Linked DNA regions of Homo sapiens: regions 1 and 3 are each linked to region 2. Evidence: chromatin loops called from intact Hi-C (ENCODE). Cell type or tissue: endothelial cell of umbilical vein. All regions are shown on one strand. Each heading gives the region's core, and the rest is flanking DNA. Links, peaks and the distances in the headings are about the cores only. Region 1 overlaps SH3RF1 (SH3 domain containing ring finger 1). Region 2 overlaps SH3RF1 (SH3 domain containing ring finger 1). Region 3 has its middle 13 kb from the start of CBR4-DT.

Region 1 (8,170 bases), core at 3,826-6,325, 110 kb before region 2:
ATATTTCTATTTTTTATAGAAAAACAAATGAAAACTAAAGGAAATTTCCCATCTCTTTAGAATTAACCTTAATTCCTTTTAATTGAGTATTTATTACTCTGTATGAAGGAAAAAACATTTTGAAATGCTTTTCATAAATCTGTCTCTTGCTTATGTGTAGTGGATGGGGCATCCACGGCTCTATTTGAGGGTCAGTATTTTGAATCAGATACATTTGGATTCTTTATAAACATGGGTAGGTTCATTTAGCTGTGCACCATTTAAAGTCATATTGAATTAAACATTGTTTTTTATTTTATTTTTATTTTTGAGACAGAGTCTCATTTAGTGGCCCAGGCTGGAGCAGCGTGATCTTGGCTCACTGCAGCCTCCGCCCCTGGGTTCAAGCAGTCTCCTGCCTCGGCCTCCCGAGTAGCTGGGATTACAGGCATGCACCACCACGCCTGGCTAATTTTTGTATTTATAGTAGAGACTGGGTTTCACCATGTTGACCAGGCTAGTCTCGAACTCCTGACCTCAAGTGATCCACCCGTCTCCACCTCCTAAAGTGTTGGGATTACAGGCATGAGCCACCTCGCCTGGCCAAGCATTGTTTTTTAAAGGACCCACTCATGTAAATACAATTAGAGACAGCAGGAGCCTTTTCATATTTGTGTTGTTTCAAGTAGATTTTAATTGTAGTTGCAATTTGGCATTGATTTGACATTTGATATTTGAAATGCCTTTCATCCGTCGTATACTCTCAGGAGCATAAAGTGGGGCTGGTTTTGTTCCCAGTTGTGATGAGTAAGCTGTGGGGCTTACTCATGAGTAATACTCTGTGGAGATATGCTCTACATTAGTATTCACTTCTCACTTTCTTGCCTCAGCCCAGGTTATTTATAGGGATGTTAGGAAAACGTTCTGAAAACAGTGATGTTAAACAAAGTTAGAGGACTTTTAACACTTAGTATGCATTGTGACCCTCTAAAAGAGAGGCATGGTATACGTCCTTTTCCAAATGTATGTGGCCACCGAATAGGTTTTTTTTTTGGGTGGGGGGGTGGTATACCAATTTATGTTTCCAGGTGTTCTAAGGAACACAATTTGGGACACAAAAAAAAAGACATCATGTGTTGTACAATAAAGTATTATATTTAGATTGCTGTTTTGAAGAGTCAGAAAATTCTTCCTCTGATTGTTATTAAAGAAGGTGACCTACAAAAGTATTGGAGAATTGGGTTAAGTTTGACAAAAGAACTGTTTTTAATTAAATTCAAATGTTAATTATTCTAGGTAAGTCTCAATAAAAAAGGAATTATAAAGATGAGTTCAGTTTTCCACAAGCCACTGCACTCCAGCCTGGGCCGCAGAACAAGATCCTGTCTCAAAACAGAAAACAAAAAGCAAAACAAAACTCTTAAGTATGATTATATTACGTATCAAACCCTGTAAACTAAAAGAGCTCTTTCCTGGTGAGACTGTCATGCCTTTTTTTAAAAAAATAAATCAGGTTAAGCTGTTTTCAGGTTTGCACTCTTGGAACCATCTGGAATTTGTTTGTTTGTTTGTTTGTTTTTCGAAGAACAGAATTTTTTTTGTTTTTTTAAAGTAAAATTCTAACATTACAAAATTATAGGAGACACTTGTGGAAGTATTCATTAGAATTAGTCTAGAATTATCAAATTAGGGCAGGGAAATCTAAAAAACTTTTGGGTATGGGTGTGGTATATGTCTGTGAGTCTGTATGAAAAATAAAATAGAAAGTGTACTGATGGATGATTCCATGCTGCAGTAGGCAGACTAATGTGTCATTCCCTTTCCCTCCCCTCAAGATGTTTACATCCTAATCCCCAGAGCCGTGTGTTATTACATGGCAAAGAGTTAAGGTTGCTAATCAGCTGACCTGGAGAGGAGATGATGATCCTGGGTTATTTGGATGAGTCCAGTGTAATCACTGGGGCTTTTAGAAGTGGAATAGCGAGGCAGAAGACAAGGTCCGAGTGATGTTATGTGATGAGGAACTCAACCTCCTGTTGAAGATGGAGGAAGGGGCCCCAAGGCAAGTGATGCAGGCAGCCTCTGGAAGCTGGAAAAGGCAAGAAAACAGATTTTTCCCCTAGAACCTCCAGAAAAAAAACACAGCGCTGCCAACACCTTGATTTTAGCTCAGAGAGACCCATTTTGTACTCTGACCTCCAGAACTGCAAGATAACAAATTTGTGTTATCTTAAGCCATGAAGTTTGTGCTAATTTGTTACAGCAGCTGTGGGAAACACATGTCTACTGAAATGTGTTTAGATGGTCTACTTGTGTTTGAAGACTATCTGCCTGTGTAGGCAATATTTTCTAGTGCAGATTTTTAATTCTTGCAGAAGGTATACATTTAGAATATGTACTTAATATATATTCTATTCAATGATGGTCTGCTCACTGTTCCTGGAAACAGCTGAAAAAGTAGAATAGGGAGGTAACTACGTGAACAAAAATAGTAGTTAAAAATGCGTTATGTTGCTTTTATAGGAAATGAAATCCTTAATAAAATTCAGTTCAGGCATTTGGGATTCTGAATCACTTCATGACTGTGATTTGTAGAGTTCCCTTCATTCGCTCTTGTGACATTATTTTGAAAAATTTCTCTTCCTGAATTGAAAAATGCAATAAACTCTGTTCTCGTGTCCAGGGATGGTACATCTTCCTGTGGGAAATTCCACTGTCTATCCCGTAGCCCTTTGACATTCCTCTTAAAAGTAACTGGGTCTGGCTTCGATGGGCACTGTTCTATGGTTGTAGATAATGTGGTCTTTCTACCTGTAAGTTGTTTCCAGGCCACTGGTAGAGAAAGGCACACAGAGAGAGTAATTGTAGATCAGTATGGTAGTATAGTAAAATAAATAATGCATAGATGTTATGGAACACCCCAGGGATCCCAGCTACCCCTGCCAAATGTTGTTTCAGAATATCAAATGCTAATTCAGATTTTAAACATTCTATTGCTGTGGGCTCCATTACAAGTTCTAAAGCATAAATTCCAACTCTATGCCTGATACCTGTTAAGACAACTACATATTTTTGTAGTCCATGGATAGTACATGAATCACTTTGTCATGTACCTATCAGTGAAAGATGAAATATTTGGTGATAAATACAGCTTATTCAAGAGGAACATTTTTCAAATGCACATAAGAGAGAATAGTTGTTTTTCATTTGCCATTTCAAAATTTTTAGTGTTTAATTCAGAGTTTTTTGGAAATAGGTTATTGATTGATGTTATAGTCTAATGATTTTTGTTATTTCCCATTCTTATCATTTTCTAATTGGAATTAATTAAACTCTTGGTTCTTTCTTATGTGTTTTTTTTTCAAGGCAGGGTGTTGCTCTGTCACCCGGGCTGGAGTACAGTGGCATGATCACAGCTTACTGAAGCCTCAACCTCCTGGGCTCAAGCAATCCTCCTGCCTCAGCCTCCCGAGTATTTAGGACTAGAGATTTGTGCCCCGACGCCTGGCTAGTTTTTCACTTTTTATAGAGATGGGGTCTTGTTATGTTGACCAGGGTGGTCTCAAACTCTTGGCCCCAAGTGATCCTCCCACCTCAGCCTACCAAAGTGCTGGGATTACAGGCATAAGCCACTATGCCTGGCCTCTTATGTATTTTTAAAAGCAGTTAGGTGACTGAGGTAGTACAATTTAGATTTAGAATTAGGTGACTAATGCTAGGCTAACACATTCAATTCATCATCCCAATCACAGTTATTATAAGACTTTAGCTTCACTGACAGTTTTGGCATACTGTGTAAAATAGATTTACAAAGATAGGTTTTATTATCTACAATAGTTTCCTATAAAATTGATGGTGCACTGTGGCCAATTTTTAAAAAAGCTACTGACCTAAAGTCATTTGCTGCTGTTGTGTGCCTTTCTGTATCTCCCTTTCTAGGGGGGTAAGGAATGGTTAAATGAGATTAGCATGGGCTTTGATGATCTCATTAATTACTTAGTTTATGTATTCTGATCTTTCTTGCTCTTTTTTTTTTTTCTTTAAATCAGGCTCCCTCAAATTTTTCTTCATTATAACATTCCATGTATTTTGCTTTTCACTGCTGTGGAATGGTAGTGTTATGGTGACCAGGAAAACCTTGATATGTAGACACGACAACTGTGATGAAAAGCAGAATGCTTTTGATTTATGAATTTGCAACTGAATTATAAATGTCAAGTGACTGTGAAAGACAAACCAAGTGGGAGTTTAAATTAATTTCAGAAACAAAATATACTCTTTTATCTATAGCGTGATTTGCATTGTCTGGGGGGTTCTTCATTCACTTACCAAAGGTACTTATCCACCTACCTCTTTCATTCATATTAAGTGCACTAAACAAAAGAGACAAACTATGAGTCACAACATTTGGTTGTTCTGATGTCACGACATTAAGTAGAATAATGGCATTAGTCAGAATATTGTTTCTCCTAGAAGTGGTTATCAGAAGTGTGTTGCTATATATATAATAGCTTTATTCATTGTCTCTTCTGTTGTGTTTAAGGGGGCTGTCAGCAACATGGCAGCCACTGCTTGATCATCTTCCCTTATCTGCCAGAGGAACAGGTGTCTCTTCCTCTTTCTAAGGGTAACATGTCTCTGCTCATCTCTTCTGTTTTCTTGTCGTTGGTGGGTCATATCATCCTGCAACTTCAATCTCTCCACTGGATTCTGCTCTTTAAGCTCTGCAAGTTAACTATTTTTACTTTTAAGACACACACACTCACCCAACCTACCCTCAACTCTGCTACTCCTTCAAGCTACCATCACTTTTATCACTTTCCTTTTATAACCAATCCTTGAAAAATAGTGTAGGCTCATCCACATTTCCTCAGACTGACTCACTTCCTTTAACATTGCAGTCACCTTTCTGTCTTGATGAAACTGCAGTCTTGACAGTCTCCAGACTCTCTTAGTCACTAAATCCATTGGCCTTTTACCCAGTTTACCCTCCTTTACATCTGTGCTTTTAACCCTCTTGCACACAGCATGATTCTTGAAATGACTTCCCTTCCTCATGTCCCTAGCGTTCTATCTAAGGTGTTTTGTGAGGTCTGCCTTTTCTCTGGTGGTGATCCTCTTTCCGTCTCGTGACTTTAGGGGTCACCATCTTGCTGATAACTCCCAAACAATTGCCTCCAGCCCTCACTTGTGCTGGAGCTCTGGTTCCACAAATCCAGCTGACTTTTCCTACCTGTGAAGTTGGCCAGCATTCAAACCTAATATGTCTGAAGCCGAAGCAGGTCATACTACCTTCCTTTTCAAATCCTCTTCTCCTTTCATGATGCTTTGCTTTGGTCATGTCCCTGTCATCCCTCTGTTGCCCAGGGTTAAATCTCAGGGTCAGCTGGTCATTAACTGGCACTAACCTTGTCTTGGTAATACCTTTTGAATTCATCAATGCAGAGCTTTGCTCTCTTTACTCCCAGGCATGTGGTAATTGGTCTCTCTCTGTCTGAGCTGGTCTCCCTCTTTTTAGTCTCTCTTCTTTCCCAACTGCTGTTGGATTACTCTGCTTAAAGTATAAAACCCTTGGGCACCCTGTTACAGAATGAGACTCGATGTCCCTTAGGCTGGCTTTCTAGGCCCCCAGGGAATCTGGCCCCAATTTTCCATTCCAGCCTCATGTTTGACTTCCCCTCTTCAATACTCTGCTCTAGCTAGGTGAAGCCACATTAGGCAAATCCTGATGGCTCAGTCTTCAAGATCTCCCTCATCTTATTACATCTGAGCACCTACCCAAGCCAAGCTGTCATAATCTCCTGCATTACTGCAGTAGTCTTGTTCCTGGTTACCCCTGCAGCTACTGTTATCCCCTGGAGCCAGTTTTCCATATAGTAGACAGAGACATTTTTTAAAGATAGAAATTAGAGGTCGGTGGTGGTGGTTCACGCCTGTAATCCCAGCACTTTGGGAGGCCGAGGCAGGCAGATCACCTGAGGTCAGGAGTTCGAGACCAGCCTGGCCAACATGGCAAAACCCCGTCTCTACTAAAAATACAAAAATTAGCCAGGCATGGTGGCGCGAGCCTGTAATCCCAGCTACTTGGGAGGCTAAGGCAGGAGAATCACTTGAACCCAGGAGGTGGAGGTTGCAGTGAGCCAAGATCGCACCATTGCACTCCAGCCTGGACCACAGAGCAAGACTCCATTTCAAAAAAAAAAAAAATAGGAAATTAGATCATGGCCTTCTAGAAATAGGCAATATGCCATTTCCTCTGTTTATAGCTCTCTACTGGCTTCTTCCTTACACTTAGAACAAAATCATATTTATGACCACAAGGCCATACAGGATCTGTCTCAGTGGTTCTCAGTGGGATGTACTGCCTGCTTCCTGTCCCTCATAGGAGTGTTTAGAAATTAGTGGAGCTTCTAAATTGTTACAAGGACAGTACTGTTGGCATTTAGTGCCACAAGGGCCATGATGCTAAATACAACAAGACCACAGTATTCTGCCCCAAATGTCAATGGTGCCTTTAAGGAGAAACATTCATTCTTACCTGTACTTATCTTTCCAGCAACATCTCTTACCTCTTTGATTCACGTATTTTCTTCCAGCTACACTGGCCTTCTAGCTGTTCTTAAATATGCCCAACTGTTCTGCCCCAGGGTTTTTGCCTGTGCTTTTTTGGCTCCCTTCCTTAGGATCACCTCTTCCACACTTGAATCCAGTCTCTGCTCACATATCACATTCTTATTGATTACCTATCTCCACCCACTGTGCTCTTACCCTGGTTTATTTTTATTTGCGCTTATCACAACCTGAAATTAACTTCTATAATTATTTGTTGATATGCTTGCCCATCACCCCATTAGAAAGTAAGCTCCTTTAGATATTTGAACATGGAAAGAAGGACATAATTTTTAAAAAAGAAAGTAAGCTCCAAGCAATCAGTGACTGTCTGTCTTATTCATGGTGTGTCGTGGTGTATCCCCCACATCTGGGACCATATGTTCAGTAAACATTCGTTGTCTGAATGAGTGAGCGGATGTCTCTTCCCTGCCTGCCTCATGCTCTGGTTTCCCTCTCTTTTCTTAACTATCCATAGTGTACTTTATTTGCATCTCTAATTCCTACCCATCCTTTTAGGGCCATTTTAGCCACCACCCCTTTCACATTGCCTTCTCTGATCTTGCCAGTGCCTCAGAACTCTCATAGAATGTGATGTGTATTTCTTATTATATGTGCTGCATTTTGTGGAGAGGTGTGGTGGCTTATATTTCTATCTTCCCTTCTGATCCATGCTTAGTGGCCATTGCATGTTACTATCCCTACATGTTGAGTGCAGCACCTTGCACTTGATGAGGGTCTGTTACCTGTCAATGGAATGAATAGATGTTCTTTTATATCTTCCTGGCAGAAAGGCCCCAGGAAGGTCCAGGGTCAGTGCCTTAAAGTGAGTCTGCGTGTTGGAGGACTGATGCCACTTGGGAAGGCAGAGGAAGTTGGAGGCAATGTCACATGTGTTTCCCGCCTTGTGAAGAGCTGCAGCTGGGCAAACCACGAGGGGTGCCACATGGTGCCTCATAAAAATCCATGCGAGGACAGGGGTGCTGTCCACACAGGCATTTATAGCCGCCCATTTGGCTTCATAGACAGCTGAGAACTTGCCATTTTAGAACTGAGTTTTCTTAGCTGAACTCATGTATTGGAAGTGTCGTTGGGAGCAGGAAGGAATAAACATGTTCCATTAAAGTTAAAGTGTCACAAAATAGAGAGTTGTTAACATAAGTTCTTTCTCAGTTTTAGTTGTAAAATGCATTTTAGAAGGTGAAAGATTAACAAGGGAAGCAATAAACTGACTGAAATTTGTCCTCAGATTACTATTCCACTTTTATTGAAGGAGACTTTGTTATTATTTTGTTACAGTATTTATCTTAACAATGTTATTAATTTGGAATGAAATTCTATTATCTTAAATTCCTCTTAGGAAGTTGTCAAAATATACAGAACAGTTAATGATTTATATATATATATAAATATGTATAAAAATATATATATAAAATACATATATATGTATTTTTTAGACCGAGTCTCAGCTCTGTCACCCAGGCTGGAGTGTAGTGGTGCAATCTCAGTTCACTGCAACCTCCACCTCCCAGGTTCAAGCAGTTCTCCTGCGTCAGCCTCCCAAGTAGCTGTGACTACAGGT
Region 2 (7,629 bases), core at 108-2,607:
CCTGCGTATTACTTCAAGCCTGATGGATAGATCTAAAGTCTGAAAGAAATTAGGCTGATCCTAAGAATGTCAATAGTACTTGAAATTTTGACTTCTATAGTTGAGATCATATGATCTCAAATCTCACTACTACCATCCATGTGACATTGCGTGATACTCTACTAACGGGTGTGCTGATCATTTCTGATTAACTTAAGCACAAGTCTACCTTGGACCCTATGGGATCTTAAACAGCTTTCTTAGTTCTGTAGCACTGAAAACCTTCCCAAGAGTCTTGGGTAACTAATGGGATGAGGGGTAAACTAAAGGCTTGTGAACTCTATCAGAAAAACAGAAAAAAGGAAAATGATTCATAAGAAAAGGGAATGAATAATAGGAAAAGGACTAGAGGGAGACATCGCTTGACACTGTAGAATACCATCAAGAACTGGCTCAGTGTCTCTAACACTGTGGAGAGGCTGTCTCCTAAGTAAAGGGACTTGGGTCAAAACTGAGCTTCCAGGCACTCAGTAGACTCAAGGGCTGACCTGGAAGGACAATAGATAGTGTCTGGGGATCCAGCTAAGATTAAGTGCTTTTAGGCCACCGTCCATCCCATCTTTATTGTAATAAATACAATAGCAGCCTTTCATCATGGTCTGATGCAGTGAAATGACTCATGTTTTGGTGAGCAGCATCTATTAGATAGTTGAATTTTGCTGTGTTCCCTCTTCCCATCTACTAGTTGCAGCGCACAACCAGGAACGCCCCACGGCAGCAGTGACACCCATCCAGGTACAGAATGCCGCCGGCCTCAGCCCTGCATCTGTGGGCCTGTCCCATCACTCGCTGGCCTCCCCACAACCTGCGCCTCTGATGCCAGGCTCAGCCACGCACACTGCTGCCATCAGTATCAGTCGAGCCAGTGCCCCTCTGGCCTGTGCAGCAGCTGCTCCACTGACTTCCCCAAGCATCACCAGTGCTTCTCTGGAGGCTGAGCCCAGTGGCCGGATAGTGACCGTTCTCCCTGGACTCCCCACATCTCCTGACAGTGCTTCATCAGCTTGTGGGAACAGTTCAGCAACCAAACCAGACAAGGATAGCAAAGTAAGACCATACTTACTTACTGTTTCTCTGCTTTACTTACTTCCCTGTTTTTCTTCTTATGTTGTGTCTGTCATTTTTAGCTAATGAGAGGACTCACTGTTCAACAAACCCTCAGGTGCTCCCTACGTGTGAGTCACTATGCCAGGTGCTAGGAGTAGAGTGGGGAAGAAACGCAGGCACCACCCCATCCTCTTATCTAGAGCTCATGTTTCTCTGTGTTTAAACGCCCACTACTTGCCAGACTCAGTGCTGCATGTTAGAGGGACCACAGTGAATGAGACTTAGTCACTCCTCCTTGTGCAGCTTACAGTCTCGTGGAGGAATTTCCTTTTCCCTTTAGTTACTCATTCTTTCATCATTTTGCTGTCCTCAAGTCTTCCTGCTCAGTGAGTCTTGCTTGATAAGAGTTCTGTTAAAAATATATATGTGTGAGGGGGATGAAACTGTTGATCAAAAGTGTTACTTATGGATTTATTTTATCTACAACAGTGGTCCCCAACCTTCTGGGCACCTGGGCACCATGGACCAGTTTCGTTGAAGACAGATTTTCCATGGACCCAGGGGTGGTGGCGGGGAAATGGTTTCAGAATGATTCAAGCTCATTACATTAACTGTGCACTTTATTTCTATTATTATTACAGTGTACTATATAATGAAATCATTATAGAACTCACCATAATGTAGAATTAGTGGGAGCCCTGAGTTTGTTTTCTTGCAACTAGATGGTCCCACCTGGGCATGATGGCAGACAGTGACAGATCCTCAGGCATTAGATTCTCATAAGGAGTGTGCAACCTACATCCCTCGCATGTGCAGTTCACAATAGGGTTCATGCTCCTATGAGAATCTAATGCCCCTGCTGATCTGACAGGAGGCGGAGCTCAGGCAGTAATGCAAGTGATGGGGAGCGGCTGTAAATACAGATGAAGCCTCACTCACTCACCTGCAGCTCACCTCCTGCTGTGCGGCCTGGTTCCTCACAGGCCACAGGCTAGTACTGGTCCATGGCCCAGTACATCTGACCTTAAGCAGCATGGTTCCTTGAGAGGTAAGACTTGAAATATAAGGAAACATTATTTTCTAAATCCATAGTTTTTGGGGTTTTTTTTAATGTCTCATTTGGGGCTGAATTTTAAAGAAAATATAAATGGAAAGTTATATTGGAAAGAATAACCGATGGTTGGGTTTAGAGACAGGTGATTGGAGGCAAGAGAAATTGAGAGTTGTTAAATGTAAAAAGAAAAAGAAGAGATGGTAACGGATCTGGATAATTTTATTGTCATTATTACTTTTTCCTCAATATTTTACACATTTCCCCTGAAGTTCTATACCAGTTCTGGGAAGTTTGAGGGCGATCATAGACTTTTAGCCACCTGGTTAAGTGGTAATGTATGTCGTTCTATTTAAATGGTTAAGGGAGCCTGTAAACAGCAGTTTATAAGGAAATAAACTTTATGGCCTACTAAAAAGTTAATATTTAATTGTTCGGTTAACATGAGAGTTTTTGAAAAAGATTGATATTTGTTCAGTGTTTATAATTAACTACATTAAACTTGCACTCAAGCCAACATGTTCAACTTTGTTAATATATTTATAAATAATTATTTTTATGGTTTAGATTTTAAGGCTTGATGACAATGTGTCTCAGAGCCCTTGCCACTGATAAGAACAGGGACTCTTCAGCTGGGCCCTTCCAATGTAGAATTCACTAAATCTCTAAGGCTTGAAAGGTACTTGTGATAGACAGAATAGTGACTCCCCAAGGATGTCCACCTCCTGATCCCTGGAACTTTTAAAGATGTTTCATTACATGGCCAAAAGGACCTTGCAGGTTTTATTAAATTAATAGCCTTTTGACAAGGTGGTTAGCCTGAATTATCCAGGTGGGCCCAGTGTAAACTCAAGGATGTTCTTAAAAGGGAGGCAGGAAGCTTAGGGCCAGAGAAGGAGACGTGATGGTGAAGCAGAGGTAGGAATGATAGGGAAATGAGACCACAGGTCAAGGAATACAGGAAGCCTCTAGAATCTGGAAAAGACAAGGGAACAGATTCTTCCCCAGTGGCCTCCAGAAGGAACCAGCCCTGCCACACCTTGATTTTAGGACCCGATTTTTACCACAAAGTTTGAGTTAACCTGTTACGGCACCATCTAGTACAGGTCCTTACTGGTCATCCTGTGGAGCACCCATCCCTGACAAATGACCATGGCTTCTGCCTAGGTGCGTGCCCCATTGACCAAGCAGTGCCCTAGCCCAAGACTGCCCTGTGCCATCTTCAGACAGCTGTAACTCAACTCAACCTTCCAACCGTTGTTCTTTATTTTGAGGGCCCACATAGAAAATGCAGATCTCCTTTCTACATGGTGCCCTGAGGTATTTGCAGGTGTGTCCCCTTGTGTCTTTTCTCTAATGCTATACCCTTGAAGTTTTCTTTTCCTATTCCTCATATCACAGATTTCAAATTTTCCCTTATTAAATCTCCTACCTCATTTAGTGTTCCAAGTCCACTAAAGAGACTTCTGGTTGATATAAATTTAGTAATTCCATGATTGTTGTCACTTAATCATGAATCTTCATGACTAGAGTGTCTTTAGTATACATTTCTCCATCACATCTACAAGGATGTCCTGGGAGAACTCACCAGATGCCACATTGAGATTCACCTGCCTTTTACATCATCCTCCCATCCACAGAGTTCTCCCCATTGCTCCATCATTTCTGCTGTGACTTATTGTTAGCGAGTGTCTCCTGGAAGAGTTTTATTTCCCTTTCTAAATGTTCATAAATCTTTTGTTTAATACTGTTTTAGAATTTCCCAGATGGTCTGCAAAGTGCTTTGGTGTCATGTGTTTGAAAATTGGGGCCGGGCGCGGTGGCTTACACCTGTAATCCCAGCACTTTGGGAGGCCAAAGCTGGTGTATCACCTGAGGTCAGGAGTTGAGACCAGCCTGGCCAACATAGTGAAACCCTGTCTCTACTAAAAATACAAAAATTAGCTGGGTGTGGTGGCACATGCCTGTAATCCCAGCTACTCAGGAGGCTGAAGCTGGAGAATCACTTGAACCAGGGAGTCGGAGGTTGCAGTGAGCCGAGATCACACCACTGCACTCCAGCCTGGGCAACAGAGTGAGACTCTGTCTCAGGGGGGAAAAAAAAAAGAAAACTGGGACTTGCACATGCCTTTCCTTGCCTGTTCAGTTGACCCTCATCCCAGATTCACCAGATTATCAAAGGTTATTGGTTGCATTTCTTCTGCTATTTTTCTCTGTACCCTGGAGTGAATTCAGCCTGTTAAGAGTAATCATTTGATCTCTAAATCCCAACTCTTCACTCATTTCCCTCTCGTCAAAGTTTGTTCTTCCCCTCCAGTCTGAAGATTATCCTTCCCTTTCTTCTTGCCATCCAAGAACCACCATCCTCCACAGCGGGTCTGTGTCTTTCTTGTTCTTCTTGTTTCAAACATAACTTTAAAAGAGCTCTTACAAAATTTTTTTTTGTCTTTAGCATTTTTGCAAGTTTAAGCTCATTCTGATCTTTAAGCCTTCTTGAATTGCTATGGGCCACGTTATGTTCTTTGTTATGGGCTCTTCTCTTGATCTTTTTGTACGTGCCCTTTAAAAATTTGAGCCATTAGGCTGCTCCCTGGGAGATCACATCAGTACCTTTAGATGCCTCTATGTTTTCATCTGCAGGGATGATTTGCAATTGTATGGTTAGAATTTCATTTTTGAGAGCCTTCCTATTCCTCTTGAAGCATCTTCCCTTTTGGGTTTCAGGTCATGCATATATTTTCTTTGAACATTTAAAAATCAGTTCTTTTAAACTATGAAGTTCAAACCTGACTATCATCAGCCTCTTTTTCCATGCTTTATTCCAAGTTCTCAATATTTCTGCTTCATCAGCAGAGCATCTCCACCCGTCTGGTTTCTGCCCTCCCTCTAGTTGATCAGAATTGGATCCAAAGTTGCAGTTTGCTCAACTTTCTGTGAGATTAAACTATCAGCAAGGAAAAAGTGTATTAGAGATCCTAGTTTCAGTTGAGACTTACAGCAGATATCTAGGTATTTGATAACGCCCTCATTATTTCTATCTTTCCTCGTCATTTTGTGAGCATCATCATCCATTTACTTAAACCTACCAGCAGTCCATGGTACATCTCCCACATGATAGCGTGTCTATTGCCCCCTCCTTTTCTCTGTACCCAGCTGCTCTGCAGTGGGTTACTGCTGCTGTTCCACAGAGAAATATAATTTTGTAATGTACAGATGGGACTGTCGCAGCTTCTCTTCTAACCGGCTACTCCTTTGAACAGTATTTTATTTGGAAGTCCTGTTGTGCAAAGTCTCAGGGATCTCTAGACATTGCATTTTTGTCCTTGTGTTAAAATCTCTAGCTAACTTTGGTGTCTGCACTCCGTGGTTTGATAAACAGGCATCTGAAACTCTATGTTTCATCTCAATTCTTTCCTGTTTGAAATCCTAGACCTTTTCTACCATTGTTATTCTTCCTTCTATGAGATCCCTAATGTTTTCCACCGTCATCAGTATAACAACTTTATCTGGACATACTGCTAACTTCATATTCAGTTCAAAGTCTTCATTATTTGATCAACTAATCTCCAGGAAAATGTGTCTCCAAATCTTTGGGAGATACTTATGTATATGTATATATGTTTTATTGTGTTTTGTTGTTATAAAAAGATTAAGGCTGGGCACAGTGGCTCACACCTATAATCCCAAAAGTTTGGGAGACCAGGGTGGGCAGATCACTTGAGGCCAGAAGTACAAGATCACCCTCAGCAACTTAGCAAAACCCTATCTCTACCAAAAAAAAAAAAATTATTTTTAATTAGCTGGGCATGGTGGTATGTGCCTGTAGTCCTAGCTACTTGGGAGGCTGAGGTGGGAGGATGGCTTGAGCCCAGGAGGTCAAGGCTACAGTGAGCTATGTTAATGCCACTGCACTCCAGCCTGGGTGACAGAACTAGATCACCCAGGTTGGAGTGCAGTGGTGTGATCTCGACTCACTGCAGCCTCTACCTCCTGGGTTCAAGTAATCCTCCCACCTCAGCCTCCCAAGTAGTGGGACTACAGGCATGCACCACCATACCCAGCTAACTTTTGTGTTTTTAGTAGAGACAGGGTTTCACCATGTTGGTGGTCCTGAACTCCTGGCCTCAAGTGATCCCCCTGCCTCGGCCTCCCAAAGTGCTGGGATTATAGGCATGAGCCACTGCGCCTGGTCTGAAAAAAAAATTTTTGATTAGTACAATTGTGTAATTGTTCTTAAGTTCTCTAAGTTCTAACCCTTGCTTTAGAAAAAGAGGAGGAACCACCTCTGATGCTGGTATCGACCCAAGTGCTTCCATTTTCTACGCATAACTTCAGAATCTCTAGAGGTGCTTTGTAAGTCTCGCCTGACATTGACATTAATTCCATATGAGTCAGCAGAAGTGGGTGTTGGTCAACATGCACTCTGCCATATCCTAGATCCATTCCTAAAAGCCAGCATTCCTACAGGTGGGCCACATAAGGTCAACATTTAGTGTCTCAAATCCCCCGCCCCCAAATTCCCAATGACTCTCCCTTAAGGAGTCAACCACAGATTTTCTTCAGTGTTTTAGGACCTTTCCTATTGTTCTTTTATTCATTTATTTATTTGCTTATTTTAAGAGATAGGGTCTTATCATGTTGCCCAAGCTAGCCTTGAACTCCTGGACTCAAGCAATCCTTCCACCTCAGCCTCCCAAGCACCTGGGACTACAGGTTCACACCACGGCACCTGGCTTATTATTCTTGATTTTCTTAAGCAGAGGTCCTATCTGGTTTTTAAATATTCATTTTATTTTCTGAACATTTTTCTTGAAGTCTCTACTGATCATTTTCTTTCTTTCTTCTTTTATTTTATTATTATTTTTTTAAACGAGGTCTCACTCTGTCACCCAGGCTGGAGTGCAGTGGTGCAATCATACCTCACTGCAGCCTGAACTCCTGGTCTTAAGTGATCCTCCCAGCTGGGACTAAAGGCATGAGCCACCATACCTAGGTAATTTTTTTTTGGTAGAGATGGGGTCTTGCTATGTTGCCCAGGCTGCTCTCAACTCCTGGGCTCAAGCAATCCTGCCGCCTTGGCCTCCCAAAGTGCTGGGATTACAGGTGTAAGCCACTGTGCCCGGCCTCTAACGTTCATTTTCTTTGTTCAAATGATTTTTCTTCCTCCTCCCAGGTGGTTTTTTTTTTTTTTGTATTGTTTTGTTTTGCTACAGGGTATCCCTCTATCACCCAGGCTGGAGTGCAGTGGCATGGTCATAGCTCACTGCAACTTCAACCTCCAGGCTCAAGCAACCCTCCCTCCCACCTCAGGCTCCGGAGTAGATGGGACCACAGGCATGCACCACCACACCTGGCTAATTTTTTTATTTTTGTAGAGACAGGGTTTCCCTATGTTGCCCAGGCTGGTCTTGAACTCCTGGGCTCAAGTGATCCTCCTGCCTCAGCCTCCCAAAGTGCTAGAATTACAGGTGTGAGCCACTGTGCCCAGCCTG
Region 3 (8,170 bases), core at 1,843-4,342, 91 kb after region 2:
TATGGATATGCCAGAGTTTGCTTAACCATTTGCCCTTTGAAAGACATTTGGATTGTTCACAGTTTTTTTGCTATTACAAATAAAGCTACTATCAGCATTCATATACAGACTTATTCTCTGTGTATATGAGCATAAGTTTTCATTTCTCTGGGATAAATGCCCAAGAGGATATGATTGCTAGGTTATGTGGCAAATGCAGATTTAGTTTTATGAAAAACTGTCAAGAAATTTTCCAGAGTAGATGTACATTTTAAACTTCCACCAGCAGTATAGGAGGGGTCCAGTTTTCCCACATCCTCGCCAGTAACAAACTTTTTAGATGAGTAAGTGAACATGAAAACATTGTGAGATGACAAAGGCCACATATAGACTGGGCAAAGTATGTGAAAGGAGATATTTGGCTTGTATATGATCCTCAGACCACTTTTTCAGGAGAGATGGCAGCAACATTTGCTGTAATATAAATTTCCCCTGCTTTTATCAGCCTGTAGCCATGAATCAGCAGTGGCTTCAAGTGTTAGAAAACTCAACTACAGCCATTTAAGCACATGGGGCTATTTTCCTCACAGAACAAGAGATGCAGAAATCAGCGACTGCGGAGGCTTAAAGATGATGGCTGCTGCTGCTGTTGCTTCAGGAATCATGTTCACATTCCTCCAGGAAGAAGACAGAAGGAGAAAAGGCAGTGTTTCTATCACAGAAAAAAAAATTGTTTTTTTTTTTTTTTCAGGAACACCACTAGTGTTCTGTTTTGGTCATGTTGCCCAGAACACTGCCTCAGATCCCCTCATGGCTGGAACAACATGGTAGGGAGAAGGGCCTTGGAATGCTGACTGGGTCAGGAATTCACTATTATCTGCCACAGGGGACCGTCAACATTAATGGTCAACCTTTGCCAGCTTAAGGCTTCCCCCAGTGATGCATGGCCTCATCTTATTGTAATGTCCTCCATCGTAAAGCATTTCTGGGTATTTCTATGGGGTATCTCACTTGTGCTTATAAGCAAAGTCCGGTCCCACTGCTCAACACCATTGTTCTCTGCAGGTCCTTGTGAGGTACAATGTTATCTGCAGGGCCCTCCCCTCCCCTAAGCTTCCGCCCTGGTCCTCTGGTTGTCACCATGGAGGAACTAGAAAGTTCACGCAGTTGGGGCTGCATTCCTTGCCAAAGTGGGGAGAGAGCTCTCCCCCCTGCTTTGGGCACTCTTTGTCATGCTCTGTGCCATGCGTTTCATGACTACCTTTCTGAACCCATTTCCTCACTTGAGCTTATGAACGTTCACTCTTCATTGGTTCATACATTGTCCATGGGGCTGGACAGGTGACCAGACACAAGGCCATCCGTTCCACTGATAATGTCTTTCTCATTCTTACATTCCCACAAAAGTACAACCTAACATGCCATTTCTTCTTTTCTTTTTTTTCTTTCTTTCTCCTTTCTTTCTTTCTTTCTCTCTCCTTCCTTCCTTCTCTCTCTTTCTTTCTTCTTCCTTTCTCTCTCTCTCTCCTTCCTTCCTTCTTTCTCTCTTTCTTTCTTTCTTTCTCTCTCTCTCTCTCTCCTTCCTTCGTTTCTTTTTATTTTTCTTTCTTTCTTTTTTTGAGATAGTCTTGCTCTGTCACCCAGGCTGGAGTGCAGTGATGCAATCTTGGCTCACCACAGCCTTGATCTCCTGGGCTCAAGCAATCCTCCCACCTCAGACTCTTGGGTAGTTAGTACTACAGGCGCCACCACACCCAGCTAATTTTGGTAGAGACGGGATCTCCCTATGTTGGCCTGGCTGGTCTTGAACTCCTGGGCTCAAGCAATCTGCCCGCCTCAGCCTCCCAAAGTGCTGGGATTATAGGCATGAGCCACCGTGCCTGGCCTAGCATGCTCTTTGCGTGGCAAACCAGCTCATGCAAATAAACAGCTGTGTAGGGGACTTCGCCAGCCTCACCTGTCCAGACGTGAATCTCAGTGTAAGCTAAGAAAAGACCAACTGTGCACACTGTCTTCCTATTGGATCGCCTGTGTGAATTCAGTTGGTCTGACTGAATCACTAACTCCGTCCTCCCTCACTGCTCACTGTTTCTTTCCCTGGTGTTTGTTTATGTTACAATTAAAAATGACTGTTTTCCAATCAAGGATGTAGACCCAGTTAGAGCTTCTTTAGATTCCAGTGGGACAAAGGAAGCTCCCTGTTTTATACTTGGTCTTACCCAAAAGGACAAGAAGTGATCCCTCCTCTTTTCATTGCTGCCTTTTTGGCTTAGCGCATGCAACAGCAGTTGGGATGTGTGTTAGTTACCACGAAAATGCCAGTTGCTATAACAAAGAACCTGATAGAACAGAGATTTAAGCAAGAGAGAAGTTTATTCTCTCTCAGGTCTCAAAGCTGATATGGGACCTCTACCATGTCAAACATCCAGCCACCCATGCTGTTGTTACTCTGCCATACTCAACACACAGCTCCAATCCCTGTGTCCAGTATGGCTGCTCTGGCTCTCACCATCATGTCTATAACTAGCCAGCAAGAAGGTGGAAAGTAGAATAGAAGGAAATATTTTTTTCCTTTTATGGGCATGACCAGGAAGTTCCCACACAATTTTTGCTTAAATCCTGTTAACCTGACTTTAGAAGCATGGCCCTACTTAGCTGTAAGGGAGGTGAGGCTGGGAAGTATGGTCTTTATTCTGGATATTCTGTTATCACAACAGAATTATACACTTTCAGCATCTAGCAGAATCAGGTACAATGTCCTCTAGATTTGGGGCCAGACAGGAATGCTACAATTTTGGGTGGTGGTTCTCAACCAGGGCAATTTTGCTCCCCTCTACCCCACTCCGCCCCCATCCCCTTCTAGGAGACATTTGGCAATGTCTGGAGATATCATTGTTTGTCACAACTGTGAGGATGTACGTTACTGGCATCTAGTGGATAGATGCTGCAAATATTCTGTGGTGCACAAGACAACCCCCAACAACAACAAAAATTATACATCCTAAAATGTCAATATTGTTGAGTTTGAGAAATCCTGCCTTAGGAATCTATCTTTACAAAGTCTTAGCCCACCACATGTTAATCTCTCTCAGCTTTCATTTGTGGCTTTTCCAATACAATTTCTGAGATTCAGGCATATCAATGTGCTTCCAATAAATCAGAACTGTAAGACACTGTTAGCTCTGTTTGCCATAGGTCATTTTAACAAGAAAATGAAACTTTTTTGACCCCTATCCATAGTTCCACGACCACCATTACTTACCCAGCTTTAGTTCTGAAGAGAAAGGTTTCCTTCTTTGGGTTTTCTGAAGCTATTTAATAATATACAATAACCCACTAATCCAGAGTAAAGAAGAAATCTGTTCAATTAAAGGCAAGTGTAATTGTGTATAATTAATCATAGTCTTCTTAAGGGAAATAAACATAATTTGTTTTTAGTAAGAAGGAATCTATAATTATTCGGTGACAGAGGAAAAACCATTCATTAATATATCATGTTTACTTTGAATGTAGTGAAATGCATTGTAGTTTTTGCTGTTAGTTTTAGGCATGAAAAACTGTGTGTTAAATCTTGTCATTTCTGGTTCTGATAATCTGCTTTGATGACAGATTAAAAATGCAGTTTGTCATATCAGGACATTAATCTTAAATAATCTACCTGAGAGAACAGTACCAAACCCTCCGGAGAGGTTTCCAACATGAGATGGTGACACTTCTTAATAAGCTCAGGATTAGTGATGTAACTTGTCACTGGTTCAGCTGGAAAAAGTAGAAAAATGACACAGTTGCTGCAGTGACCACTCAGGAGTTGTGTTCTATAAATCTGGAAAATCAACTTCTGGAAATTCTCCCCTGAGATGAAGATGTACTGTGTGTCAGCCATGCATCACAGAAATCTTTCATTATTTTAGGTTGTTATTTAGACATCATATATTTTTCTTGTGGACAGACACAAGCATACTGTTCTTCATTTCCTATTCTTCCGGATCTGAGCACTTTCCTTTTGGGTTCATAGGACTTTGTAATTAACTCTCTTAAAACATCATTTCACAGGGAGTCACGTGCTACCTTTGCATTTTTATTCCATTTCTACCTATTTTATTTTTCATATCTTTGTTATTTGCCTTTCCAATGAGACAGTGTCTTGAAGAAAATGTTTATTTCTTTTATTTTGTTTATCCCACAACATTTAGTACAATTCCTTATATGTACTTATATGTACATCGTTATTGATTGTCGTGTTTTCCTTTTGTTTAATATCATGGCTATAACTGTGCTCTTGTCACGAGTAGACTTAAAAACCATTGTAAGACTGCATGCAATTACACTGTTATTATTATGATGGAATACAAAAGAATTTGGAACACAAAAGAGTAGAAAGGCCGGGCGCGGTGGCTCACGCTTGTAATCCCAGCACTTTGGGAGGCCGAGGTGGACGGATCACGAGGTCAAGAGCTCGAGACCATCCTGAGCAACATGGCGAAACCCCGTCTCTTTTAAAAATACAAAAATTAGCTGGGTGTGGTGGTACATGCCCGTAGTCCCAGCTACTTGGGAGGCTGAGACAGGAGAATTGCTTGAACCCGGGAGGCGGAAGTTGCAGTGAGCGGAGATTGCGCCACTGCACTCCAGCCTGGCGACAGTGGAAGACTCCATCTAAAAAAAAAAAAAAATTGTAGAGAATAAAAGATCGGAATGTTGTGTGACTGTGATGTATTTTAGGTAGGGAACTAAACACACATATGTATATTAAAACAATATACAGAACTTTAACTTGTTAATAATCTCTCTCTGCTTTCATTTTGTGCTTTTCTAAGAAAATTTCTATTGTATCAGCAGATATAACAAATGATCTACCTGGTAAGATCATTTAATGCAAAATGTGTCTGAAATATTAAGCTTATGTGGCAATGAATGAAAACTTTTTAATATCCTTGCTCATTTGTGACATAGAAGAACATGCAGAGCCTTTGGCATCCAGGCAAAGACTCAAGCCCCTTGTCACACTTCACCACTTACTGTGTGTCTGTGAGCAAATTACTGTAACCTCAACTAGCTTCATTTTCATTGTGTGTAAAATGGAGATTATGATACCTTCCTTTGAAAAATTAAATTAAATAAATTATCATATACATCACCTAGCACACTGCCTGGCAGTGTCAGAGTTCTTGGGACACAAGCAATAGAAACCCACCCCGCCAAACTTAAATGAGAAAAGCCCATTTATTAGAATAATACTGGGGACCTCACAGAATCAAGGAAGAGTTAAACAACTCAGTTTCAGAACTGGGGGACTCTGGGCATCTTCGCAGCAGGAAGTCCTGACAGCTTTCTGGGTACAACATCTCCATGGATGACTGGGCTCATCTTCAACCACTCTTGGTTCTTCTTAAGATGTATATTTTTAGGAGAAAGATGCTTATTTCTCTGGACTAGGTTACCTGATTTTTCAAAGGCTGGAGGGTTGGGTTAAGTCACTGGCAGCCTCACTAGATCATCAGGAAAGTGGGAGTGGAATTCTCTAGCCACTGGACTCCAGCCTGGGTGACAGAGTGAGACTCTGTCTAAAAAAAAAAAAAAACCAAAACAACAAACAACAACAACAACAACAAAAACAGCCTTCTATGGCTTTCTATTTTCTTTAAGATAAACACCGAAATCTGCAATGTGTCCTATGAGGTTTAGCATAATCTGACCTATGCTTAATCTCTTTTCCTCATCTTATAGTTTTCTATTCCCTTCTTTCTCAAGCTTCAGGCACATTACTGAGGTTCAGTTTCTGGAATAGTTTCCATCTGGGTCATTATGTAGCCAGGTGCCTAGACCTCTCTTCTCCACATTTAACAGCTCCTGCCCCACAGCTTTCTTCACCTGATTAACCCTTTCTCATTCACCAAGACTCAACTTAAGTGGAACTTCCTAGGGAGTTTCTCCTGATTGCCCAGGCTAGGCTAATTGCCCATTATTCATTTCTACGGCCCCTCCACCTGCACTTTCTTTTCTTAACATTTTTCATAACTATAATCACTTGTTCAGCACACATCTTGCAGCATGAGGGGAATAACTGCGGTTCACTGCTGTCTTCCTTGGCTCTGCCACAGTGAAGGGAGTGCAACACATTCTCACCATGCATCCGTGGGCTCAGGTCTTCAGATATATGAATCCCCCAGATTAACAAAGACGTGCTAATTAAATATTAATTTAAATACTTGAACACAGCTGATCACATAGTTTTATTTATTATTTATTTATTTATTTATTTATTTGAGATGGAGTCTCACTCTGTCGCCCAGGCTGGGGTGTAGTGGCGCCATCTCGGCTCACTGCAACCTCCACTTCCCGGGTTCCAGCGATTCTCCTGCCTCAGCCTCCCAAGTAGTTGGGATTACAGGCGTGTGCCACCAAGCCTGGCTAATTTTTTTGTATTTTTAGTAGAGATGGGGTTTCAGCAAGTTGGCCAGGCTGGTCTCGAACGCCTAACCTCAGGTGATTCACCAGTCTTGGCCTCTCAAAGTGCTGGGATTGCAGGCGTGAGCCACTGTGTCCGGCCATCACATAGTTTTAGAGTTAGTCTTCTCCTCATTGATGTGGACCTGTGTTGTGATTTTTTTAAGCGTGAAATATCTGTAATATGAAGTATACATTTTCTGCTACTAAGTTATTCTTAGATCATGTGATGAAATTAAATATATTGATATTTTGTGGTGCGTCACAAAAAATTCCATGTCCTTGACAATGGAAACAATAGACACTGGGGACTTCTTGTGGGGGTTGGGAGGGAGAAGCGGGACAAAGGTTGAAAAACTATTGGCTGCTATGCTCACTACCTGGTGGATGGGATTATTTGTATCACAAATCTCAGCATCATGCAATATACCCATGTAACAAACCTACACATGTGCCCCCCAAATCTAAAATAAAAGTTGGACTTAATAAAAAAAGAAGAAAGAAAATTATATTTCACAACTGTATTGGTATAAAGGTGAATATATTAATATTATACATTAGACGTTTTGTCCAACCTAAAAGAAAAAATAAAAGTATTGGTTAAACACAAAAATAGGCCAGATACGGTGACTTACACCTGTAATCCCAGCCCTTTGGGAGGCCGAGGCATGCAGATCGCTTGAGTCCAGGAGTTCGAGATGTGTTTGGGCAATATAGTGAGATCCTATCTCTACAAAAAAATACAAAAAAATTAGCCAGGCATGGTGGCATGCGCCTGAGGTCCCAGCTATTTGGGAGGCTGAGATGAGAGGACTGTATGAGCCCAGGAGGTCAAGGCTACAGTGAGCCAAGATTGAGCCACTGCACTCCAGCCTGGGTGACAGAGCGAGATCCTATCTTGAATAAATAAATAAATAAATAAGACAAAAATAAAAAATAAAACAAAGCGAGAGGAAAGAAAAACATTCCATGTCTTCCCTGTGTCATCTATGCTATTGCTGTTAGGCTGGTGTGTGTTAACATCTCTTCTTCATAGATACGATGAGGATGAGACACCCCTATGGTGATTCATGTCCAATACACACTGCTTTGCATGTGTATCTATTTCTGTTGGATTCACCACTTCATCAATAGCTTCAAAACGTCTCCCAGAATTCCACATAAGTCCAGACTTGTGCTAAAAAGGAAAATGAGGATGTAATAGATGCTAACAGGGAAATACGCTTTATTATGTTATTCTGAGGACTGGAACTTTAGAAATATATTTGAGGATAATCTTTTACAAATAAATAAACTTGTTCAGGTTGAACCCTCAGACCTCAGATATATATTTTTAATACATTGATTTGAAAGAAATGGAAGTTAGAAGCCAGAATTTATTGATTTATTTACTTTTATTATTATTATTTTTTTGAGATGGAGTCTTGCTCTGTTACCCAGGCTGGAGTGCGGTGGTGCGATCTCAGCTTACTGCAACCTCCGCCTCCTGGGTTCAAGTGATTCTCCTGCCTCAGCCTCCTGAGTAGCTGGGATTACAGGCACGTGCCCCATGCCCGGCTAATTTTTGTATTTTTTTGTAGAGACAAGGTTTCACCATGTTGGACAGGATGGTCTCAAACTCCTGACCTGAAGTGACCCACCCACCTCGGCCTCCCAAAGTGCTGGGCTTATAGTCATGAGCCACCATGCCAGACCCAGAATTGTGACTGACATATTTTGTGTGAGATACAAGAAGTAAGGAATA

The links. A loop is a pair of places that touch in the nucleus more often than their neighbours do. Peaks named below come from ENCODE experiments on the same cell type or tissue, not always from the same donor. Only the 100,000 strongest peaks of a DNase experiment are listed, where the experiment ranks them.
Region 1: a loop joins it to region 2, with 3 times the contacts of the local background. A loop is called at or near these places in 4 of 110 quality-filtered maps.
Region 3: a loop joins it to region 2, with 3 times the contacts of the local background. A loop is called at or near these places in 9 of 110 quality-filtered maps.

What each region holds. Positions count from the first base shown.
Region 1 is chr4:169,222,338-169,230,507 of GRCh38, reverse strand. All of the region lies in intron 2 of SH3RF1 (SH3 domain containing ring finger 1), which reads left to right. Among named protein-coding and RNA genes, the nearest start is that of SH3RF1, 45 kb to the left of the region's middle. RefSeq lists enhancers at 346-1,025, 4,212-5,411. In endothelial cell of umbilical vein, for the core only: no CTCF peak of the experiment used is centred there; DNase peaks (open chromatin) are centred at 4,427 and 4,907; H3K27ac peaks cover 2,092 bases.
Region 2 is chr4:169,109,726-169,117,354 of GRCh38, reverse strand. It overlaps SH3RF1 (SH3 domain containing ring finger 1), which reads left to right. Exons shown (of 12, transcript NM_020870.4): 10 at 725-1,086. Among named protein-coding and RNA genes, the nearest start is that of CBR4-DT, 100 kb to the right of the region's middle. In endothelial cell of umbilical vein, for the core only: a CTCF peak has its summit at 1,319; DNase peaks (open chromatin) are centred at 384 and 1,344; H3K27ac peaks cover 2,049 bases.
Region 3 is chr4:169,019,691-169,027,860 of GRCh38, reverse strand. No RefSeq gene overlaps it. Among named protein-coding and RNA genes, the nearest start is that of CBR4-DT, 13 kb to the right of the region's middle. In endothelial cell of umbilical vein, for the core only: CTCF peaks have their summits at 2,725 and 2,927 (motif pointing left); a DNase peak (open chromatin) is centred at 2,900.